Regions from separate parts of the Homo sapiens genome. Here region 2 is linked to region 1. A link is a contact called in ENCODE Hi-C or POLR2A ChIA-PET data. All regions are on one chromosome and are shown on one strand. Each heading gives the region's core, a stretch centred on a gene start or an enhancer-like site at or near the end of the contact. The rest is flanking DNA. Distances are from core to core; before and after follow the strand shown. Region 1 overlaps TANGO2 (transport and golgi organization 2 homolog). Region 2 has its middle 21 kb from the start of DGCR6L.

Region 1 (4,677 bases), core at 1,066-3,565:
GAAGGGGGAACACCGCAGTCCCTGAGTGCTATGGTGGGGATGTGCCAGGGTCTGGGATGACAGCTCCTCCACCCTATGGGTGGGGTCAAGCTCCATGTGGTTCTGCTCAGCATTCTCTCTTAAATACCTTCCTCCTCTGCTTCCACGTCCCACAGCCCTGCAGGTGAACAGGGGTCGGGGGAGCCAGGGACACCTCATCCCAGTCCAGCCCCAAACCAGGCTGGGGCTGTTGGCTTCGGGTGCTGATTCTGACATAATGCTCTTACAAAGGGAAAATAAAGGGGAGAAAAGTAGGAAGAAAAGCTGACTGAGCATGGACTTTTGTCCTAAGATGTTCAGCTGTCTGTTTTTAAACAAGGAGCAATTATATATGTTTGCCTAATAACTCAGGAACATTAATTGCCAGGTTATTTTTGTTCCAGCAGTCATGTTTAGCTGAATTGCTGGTGGTTTGCCAGGGATTTCATTGAATACATAATTCAGGGACAAGCCAGCATGCTGAGCACCCAGATCAAGCCCCAAAGGGAGGAGGAAGTAGCTCTCTCAGTCATCACTGGTGGGGCTGCACATGGGTAGAAGCCTATCTGCGCCCCACGTCCAGAGAGACAGGGATGCACCCACCACGGTGAGGTCCCTGAGGATGGCAAGTCACCTCGGCTTTATTTTGTTCCAATAACTGAAACCACTAATTATCCATCACCACCTGACACCCACGCTGCTAGGCAGGGTGAGTGCGTGTACTGTCCGGGGGGTATGTGCATCATCTCGGGGGGTGAGTGTGTTCTGCCGGGGGGTGAGTGTGTGCACTGTCTGGGGGACAGTTTGGTGACAGATAGGAGGTACTCTGGCCTGAGATCCAGTGATCAAACCCTCAGTGGTGACCCCATGGAAGCTGTCCCATGGAGTAACAGCTTGTCCTGCAGCCACTCTAGGCTGAAGCCAGCAAGTGGCATCACGTGGGGCTGTAAACAGGCAGGTTTTTTTTCGTTTTTTCTTTTTTTTAAGATGGAGTCTCACTCTGTCATCCAGGCTGGAGTGCAGTGGCGCTATCTCAGTTCCCTGTAACCTCTGCCTCCCAGGCTCAAGCAATTCTCCTGCCTTAGCCTCCCTAATAGCTGGGATTACAGGTGTGCGCCACCATGCCAGGCTAATTTTTGTATTTTTAGTAGAGATGGGGTTTCACCATGTTGGCCAGGCTGGTCTCGAACTCCTGACCTCAAGTGATCCACCCACCTCAGCCTCCCAAAGTGCTGGGATTACAGGCGTGAGCCACCGCACCCGGCTGTAAACAGGCAGTTTTGAAAGAGATAGGGTGACATCATGAAGTGATTGTGTTATCTTGCTGCAGGGTCTTGGTTTTCCGTGATGGGTATCAAATTACCAAATACAGTGGCCGAGGCCGGGCATGGTGGCTCACGCATGTAATCCCAGCATTTTGGGAGGCTGAGGCAGGAGGATCACTTGGGCCCAGGAGTTCGAGACCACCCTGGACAACATAGTGAGAACTTGTCTCTACCAAAAAAAAAAAAATTAGCCGGGCATGGTGTTGTAGTCCCAGTTACTTAGGCATGCTGAAGTGGGAGGATCGCTTGAGCCGGCGAGTTTGAGGCTGCAGTAAGCTATGATCATACCACTGTACTCCAGCCTGGGCAACAGAGCAAGATCCTGTCTCTAAAATAATAATAATAATAATAAAAAAAAAAAACATAGTGGCCTAAAGCACCCTACTTTTTACTCCAGTCCACAGGTGAGGAGTCCAGCCCAGCCTAGCTGGGTACCTGTACGAGGCCTCCCAAAGTGCTGCAGAGGTGCTGTCAGGGGCTCCATAGAAGTGTCTGTGCTCCCAGCCTGCAGCGTGCCCTTCCCCTGGCTGGACACCCCACAGGCAGAGCAGAAGCAGCCACCAGAAGTGTCTCACACCCTCCCATGAAGTCAGGAAAACACAGCGCACATTTGCTCAGTCACCCAGAGGTGGCACATTTCGTCTTTGGCTTAGGGCTTCGGAAAATAGTCCAGAGAAATCCCGAGGCCAACTGGAATGGCAGGACCCGCAGGACAGGTCCTGGCAGCAACACACGGGTTCTGAGTGAAAGCAAGAGGGGCCCATGTCAACCCTCCTCCTCTCCACCCAAGGGGCTGGGTGGCACTGACCAGCACCCGCAGGCCAGCCATCAAGCTTCCTTTCCAGAGATGGGAGCACTCGGGGTGGGTTGAGTCTCTTCAGCAGCCTGCAGGAGGCAGCCCTGAAACGCATACAGAGCTGGCTGGCTCTCCTCAGCGTGCTAGTTTCCTGGGGCTGCCGTAACTAAGCACCACAGACCAGGCGGCTGCAACAACAGACACTATTGTCTCGCAGCATTGGATGCTGGAGATCCAAGATCAAGGCGTCAGCAGGGCTGGCTCCTTTTGAGGGTCTTCTCGGTATGCAGACGACTGCTTCTATCTCTGTATACACACCAGCTTCCCCTGTGCGTATCTGAGTCACCCATCACATTGATTAGGGCCTACCCACATGACCTTATTTTACCTTCATCTTTTTTTTGAGATGCAGTCTCGCTCTGTTGCCCATGCTGGAGTGCAGTGGCGCAATCTCGGCTCACTGCAAGCTCTGCCTCCCAGGTTCACGCCATTCTCTTGTCTCAGCCTCCCAAGTGGCTGGGACTACAGGCGCCCACCCCCATGCCCAGCTAATTTTTTTGTGTGTTTTTAGTAGAGATGTGTTATCCAGGATGGTCTGGATCTCCTGACCTTGTGATCCGCCCACCTTGGCCTCCCAAAGTGCTGGGATTACAGGCGTGAGCCACCGTGCTCGGCCAGCCCCTACATTCTTTAGAGTTCTGTTCACTCACTAGCCAGCCCAACACTACTCCAGTCCCTGTAGCAGTCAATAGTTCTTTCCTAACATTTCTTCCACCTTCCCTGCAGCATGCTGTCTGCTGCTGGGACCTGCCACTCACCCAACTGCAAAAAGGGAAAACACCAGACACCCTTCCTTCCTGATTCCTTGGCCTGAAATGACTTCACTCAGCCTTGAAGTCAAGCAGCATGGTGTCTATGCAACTTTGCAGTGACTCAAATCTGAGACCCTCTTGAAATGGTTCAAATCATTTCTGGTACAGATTTTAAAATGATGAAAACTTCCCGAGCAGTTGCATTAGAGAGTGGTTACACGTTTCATTTTAGATGTGGGTTATATCTCTGCCTCGTTCTCTGTGTGGATAAATGCTGGGGTGTCCTGGGGAATGGAGGTGTGGCCGTCCTGAGTCCAGGGTCAGGGGTGGCTTCTGGCCTCGATTTCCTGACTCCTCTGGCTGGTCCTCAGCGTCCCCTCTTCCCCAGGTTCTTTTTCCTCAGCTCAGGACCCACCCACAGACCCCTAGCCTGGCCGCCACTTTGACTTCTCACCAGCAGCTGTGACCCGCCAGCCCAAGCTGGCTCTCACTCACTGACGCCGTTGTCCCAGTTCTGCCGCCCGACCCTCCTCAAAGCCCATAGAACTGCAGCCCACCTGGACCCATGTCACTCCTCTGTCCTACCTGTGGCTGCCTTCTGTGGCTGAGTCTTCACGTCTTTGTACATTGACTGGAGTCCCCGCCCCGAGAGGCATTCTGACAGCATCCCACACTGAGTGACCCTGTCCTGGAGGGCAGTGCCAGGCCTGTGCAGCCCCGTCCTGGCCCACACACCTTCCTGCACACAGCAGCTTGGGTGGCATGAGAACTGGCTGGGCACCCAGGACCCTGCAGGGCGCAGCAGATGCAGAGCGAGGGGGTTACCTGTACGCGTTTTTGGAAACAGGGCGAGGATCAAACTTAAAGAAGATGATGCACATGGTGGTGCAGGGCGGCTCTGCTGACACAGGTCGCGAGGTCTGCGGGAAAAGGAAAACACTGAGTTGAGCGGATGGCAGACACTCAGGGCTGCCCTCCGAACCTGCAACAGGCCAGAACAGAGAGAACCACCTCTGTGGTGTCTGTACTACTTGCTGGGTGTGGGGGAACTGGACACCACACTCTTGGCCGGTGCCACACAAACAACTCCCAAACCCATGCACTCATTGGCACTGGCCAGACTGTCTCTCCACCACCTGCAACACCAGCCCTGAACAGAAGCATCCCATCAGCACCATGGTAGTCTTAAGGCCTGGACACACCGAGCTGGGGTGCCGAGGGGGTCCCCGGGGGGCAGCAGAAGTGAGGGCAGGAGCCACACTGTGAGAAACAAACTTACCCATCCAAATCTAAAGAATGAACTCAGACCCAGAGAACAGCGAAAGTGAGACTTTTAATGACAGTCTTGCAAGATCAGGTGTCAGACAGGCACACCCAGCACAGTTTCGACAAGCAATTTATCCCCTAGTACGCAGGTCCCTCCCCCAGTTCCTCATAGGCCGAGTACTGTGGGGTCACAATTTTCCCGGACGTCGCCTATTAATTGTTGGGTAGGGGCTTCAGGTGTTTTTTTGGGGGCTTGTCTTGCTGTATTTTGTTGCAGCCCACAATGCATTGCAGTCCTAGTTAGCTCAGGGACTTTTTAAGTATTTAACTTACGACCTAAGTAGCAGGCAGGCTGATAAGAACAGACAAAATGAGCTATTTTGCAGGCTAGTAAACTTTCAGCTTAGACTGAACTTCTTTGGTTCGGGTGAAGGCAACTAAGTGCGGGGAAAGTGGAGGC
Region 2 (4,677 bases), core at 730-3,229, 260 kb before region 1:
GTGGGCACTCCCCAAAGCCTCCACATCGCCGTCCCTCACCTTGCCAGTTCCTCTACCTGGGATGTCCCTTCTCGCCCTCCTGTCTCCTTGGCCGGGGCTCTCTATGGCCAAAACTTGACCTTAAGACATCCTTGTGTGCACAAGCACAGCAGTGCCCTCCCAGAGCCCTCCATCTGTCCAGTTCAGCTCCTTCTTCCTCCACCATCCTCCGCACTCCCGCCACCACGGGTCCTAGGCTGACCTTGGCGCTCCCCATGGGATTCGGGCCAACAGCATCTGACTCTGAGTTCGTGGATCCCTGCCCTCACCTCGCACCCGCCGAGGCCTCACCTAAGCTCAAGTGTGGCTCGGTGCTTCTCATCTCACACCGTCCCCCGCCTTCCCCCGCCTCCTGTTGAGGCCAGGGGTGCAGCCCCCGACCTCTGTACAGTCTCACCTGAGAAATCAACACCACCAGATACCCTGGCGCCAAAAAGCGGAACCTTGCAAACTCTTCCCAGGGTCACCTGGAGATAACCGTCATCTCTAGTACCCCTAGGCTGATGCGGCTAAAACAGTGTTCTGCTTGTTGCCCCCCACCACCGCCACCAAAAGCCCTGACACTTTTTAAAGTTACCATGGGTGAGTTCAAAGCTGGGCGTTTGAGGGGCTTCCCATTTTTCCCCAACAGTGTTCTCAGAGTGGCCGTGTCTGGGAAGCGGCTGGGTCCCGGGGATTGAACTCTGGGGTTCCAGGCTATGAGCCCTACACCAGGCTTCTCTTGTGTCAACATGAAGAATACTCCATTTTAAATTCCAAGTGATAACTCTGTATTCCCACAAGTGGTATATATCGTAAATATTAAAACGACCATTGTTTTTAGTTGGTAGACATCGAGAAGTAGGAAAATTCGCGATATCAGAAAGGGACTGCAGGAAACGCCTCCCTTCCTGGCTTCCCTTGCTCCAGGAGATGCTTGGGAGGCACCCGTTTCACGCCAGGAAACTCCGTAAAGGCTCCCGGGACGGGCAGAAGCCCCGCGCCCCGGCTGCACCCCGCGCACCTGCTCGTGGCGCGCCAGCAGCGCGGGCCAGGCGCAGAAGCGCAGCACCAGCAGGCTGCGCGCCAGCTCCCAGGTTCGCCAGCTGCAGTACGCCTCCTACGCGTTGCCGAAGTCCACGGCGGGCACCAGCGGCCGCACTGCCCTGGCCGACCCACGTCCTGGCACGGCCCCTGGGCCCGCGGCGGGCTGCTCGCTGGCGGCCGGCGCCGTGGACAGCGGCGCGAAGCGGGGAATGTAGGGGCGCAGCGCGGGCAAGACGCGCCGCAGAGCCATGGCGGGACGCCGGTACCCGCCCGGGCCGCTTAAGTATGCGCTATTGGTCCCGCCCCGCCCCTCCCCGCCCCGCATGCCCCCTAGCCGCGCTCTCTCCTTAGAAGTCCCACGCTCCGAGCCGCGCCCACTCCTCGGGAGACACCGCCCCATCCCAGGGGCCCCGCCCCTCCCTAGCATCTGCACCCGCTCCTCTTGAGGCCCCGCCCCGCCCGCCGTAGGGCCCACGCCTTCTCCACGTGAGTCCCTCGCCCCGCGCTCCAAGCAGCTCCCTTTCCTCAGCAGACGCCGGTCCACCCTACGACCCCAGCTCTCACCTCTGGAGAACCCATCCCGAAGTCCCAACCCCACCCCTGAGGCCCCGCCCCAACCCGAGGCCCGGCCGGCTCCGGTGGTCATACTCCAGAACACCAGCGCTTCTTCCTCAAGGGTTCTGGCACGCCCCAGGACCCACCGCCCCTTCTCCTCTTGAGGCCGCGCCCCGCGCTCCCAGCCGCGCCCGCTCCTCGAGAGGACCCGACCCGCCTTCCCAGCCGCGCCCGCTCCTCGGGAGGACCGGCTCCGCGCCCCCATTCCGTGGGAAGCCCTGCCTCACACTCCCAGTCTCGCCCTCTCCTCGGAAGGCCCCGCCCCGCGCTCCCAGCCGCGCCCTCTCCTCGGGAGGTTCCGCCCCGCGCGCTGCAGACCTCTGTGCGTCCACAGCAGGCCCCGCCCACCGGGCCGTGGCCACACCCCCGCGAGAGACCCGGTCCCCGGGGCTACCCGCCCTGAGCTCCGCCTTCCTCACAGGAGACCCGCCCCATTGGGAGCGGGACCCCTGACCAGGCTTGCGGTCTCCCCACCACACCGGGTTTCCCAGGTCCCCAGGCCAGCCAGGTGGGTCCGGAGCCCGCCGATCAGCGCAGCCGCACACCTGGGTTCCTCCCTGGTCCTTGAGCCGCGTGGACCCACAGCTGAGGCCGGATCGGCTGAGAATCCAGCCCTCAAAGTGGGTCCGCTTCTCCTCTGGTCTAAATGGGCGTATGGGAAGCCGTCCTCTCCCTCCCACCCCTCAGGCCTCTTAGGGGCTTGCCCCGCGCTCCTCTCCTGTCCTCCCAGTCCCACCGCCCACCCAAGGGCAAATGCGGACCACTAGGCCCCCTCGGAACCTGTGCAGCCCTGTGGTTCTTCCCTTCCCTTGCCACCCAACAAGAGTCCGCTGGCCACACCGCCTCCCCTGCAGGCCCGGCCTCAGTGCCGCCCGCCCGTGGGCCACCTCTAGAGCACCTACCCTCTCGCGGCCCCTTTGCCTCAATGCCCCTCCCAGATGTCACTTTCTTGGTGGAACCGCCCCTGGCGGCCTGCCGTAGTGCACCCCTCCCCATCACTCACCGCTGGGCCCCTCGTCACCTCACGATATTCCTGCACCCCACAGACGCTGGGTCTGGCTCCAGCCTCCTCCCACCTCACCCACCTGCTTCTCCCTGTGCACCTTGCACCTGCTGGAAAGAGCAGGAGGTACCTTGCACTCCCTGACCTGTTCTGCAATGTTGAAATTTGAGGCTGAATAATTTCCTTGTGGGAGCTGCCCTGTGCATTGCAGGTTGTGTATCAGCATCCCTGGCCTCCAGGAACCAGAGGCCTGTAGTACACACACACACAGACATACACAGTCGGGACAGCCGTAAATGTCTCCAGACATTGCCAGGTGCCCCTGGGGGACACCATCACCACCACTCGAGAGAGAGAGAGGCTTCCTGATGAATGGAGCAACAGTTTTTCTGCTCCTCTTCCTCCTGCCGGCACCACAGAGCAAAGGGGAGAGACAAAAGGAGTGGATGAATCCAGGCTCATTTTGCTGGAGAGAGGCTAGCCTCGGCAGCCGGCCATAGCCACCAGTCTCCCCTTCCTGAGGACCATCCCTCCTCCTGTGGCCCCTGTCCACACCTATCACGCCTTTCTCCCCAGCACCTGTCATGCCATCGGCTCTTCCTGAGCCCAGGCTGTTTGCATGCTGCTCTCAGGCACCTTTCCCTCCCCTGCATCCCACACCCTCCTTCCTCTCCTCATCAGGGTCAGCATGGTGGGTGCTACCCCTGGCAGGCCCTCTCTGACCCCCAGGGCCCACCTGGGCACCTATGTGGCTGCAACTCCCTCTTCTCTTCTTGCACTTGTTGCTGGTGACTTTGACAGCTGTGCCCCATCCATACTGCTGCCTTGATGTGTCGTTATTTAGTGAATGAAATTTCCACATGTGGGAACCCATGTGGGAAGTGTGACCCCAGTTTCTAGGCTGGTGACTGTGGATTTGAGATGCATCCCCCAGGCCTTGCCCTGAGTCACCCTGGACCACACCCAGTCCTCACAAGCACCCTGGCACTTCAGCTACATGGTGGGGACCCTCTGCCAGCAGGGCTGAGGCCAAGGCCCCCTGGCTTCCCAAAGTCTCTGTTCCTGCTCTCCATGAAGACAGCCCTTTGATGCCACGTCCTCTCCTCTGGAGGGCACACCACGCTTGTCTGGGCTGCATTCTTCTCCTGAGCATCTGCACCTGGTTACCAGAATTGGAGCCTGGGTTCCTAGCACTCAGCCTCCACCCAGGCCCTGTATGTTGGGAGTAACTTGTCGACGCTGGTGACTCGCTCAGGAAGGTGAGAAGAGCCGACCCTGACCCTAACCCTCCCCATCTGGAGCCAATACTCGCCATGACTGCCATTTTCTGGATAATCCTGTTGATCTGATCTGCTCCTGGCCCAAGACCTCCCCTCTAACGCACTCATATCCATGAGAGAGAGGGGGTCCCACCAGCTGTGCCACCTCTCACTGCACTGGTAATGGAGAAGGCTGTCAGCCCTCCACATCACACACACTTTGGGCAAAATGACTGAGTGTATGACAGTCAGCTCACCGATTTACCGCCATGAGAAAACATTTTAAATGGCCCATTTTCAAGGCATGATAAATCTAAGTACTGGCAGCCAGCCTGAGAATGTAACAAACCGCACGGCTCATGCACGTAGAAGATCACAATAAGCAGACAGAATGTAGAAAAAGGGTCAGCCCATAAAAGGGAAGAAAGTTTCGTTATTGGAAAATTGAAACTTAAGCGGGGAAGGCGACGGGGTATAACCTTATAAGGTGGATAATGAAACTTAGGCAATGTCCTGGAAGATTGTAACCCCATAGTACTCGACCAATGAGGAGGAGGGACTTGTGTGCTAGGGCATAAGTTACTTGCTGTGACTGCCCTGAGTGCGCCTATCCACCAGACACCAATCTCGCAAGACCACTATTAAAAGTCTCACTTTCCCGGGCATGGTGGCTCACGCCTGTAATCCCAGCACTTTGGGAGGCGGAGGCGGGCGGATCACCAGGTCAGGAGATCC

The links. A loop is a pair of places that touch in the nucleus more often than their neighbours do. ChIA-PET counts read pairs that join two places held with the same protein, here RNA polymerase II (POLR2A). Pooled maps may share reads with other maps.
Region 2: a pooled map shows a loop between it and region 1 (4-fold over the local background). The contact joins two enhancer-like sites. A Hi-C loop is called at or near these places in 1 of 168 maps with a recorded cell type or tissue (CD8-positive, alpha-beta T cell) and 6 of 50 pooled maps. POLR2A ChIA-PET finds 5 or more read pairs at or near these places in 1 of 52 experiments (activated T-cell).

The regions. Positions count from the first base shown.
Region 1 is chr22:20,035,954-20,040,630 of GRCh38, reverse strand. TANGO2 (transport and golgi organization 2 homolog) reads right to left here. Exons shown (of 9, transcript NM_152906.7): 2 at 3,777-3,871. The coding sequence starts at 3,832. Among named protein-coding and RNA genes, the nearest start is that of MIR185, 5.2 kb to the right of the region's middle. RefSeq lists a silencer at 1,924-2,085. Within about 2 kb of position 2,315, at least 2 of the 41 ENCODE cell types and tissues checked have a DNase peak (open chromatin) inside an H3K27ac peak, as active enhancers do.
Region 2 is chr22:20,296,398-20,301,074 of GRCh38, reverse strand. It overlaps the pseudogene PRODHLP. Among named protein-coding and RNA genes, the nearest start is that of DGCR6L, 21 kb to the left of the region's middle. RefSeq lists silencers at 1,084-1,393, 1,464-1,603, 1,624-1,803, 1,844-2,113 and an enhancer at 2,567-3,068. Within about 2 kb of position 1,979, at least 5 of the 41 ENCODE cell types and tissues checked have a DNase peak (open chromatin) inside an H3K27ac peak, as active enhancers do.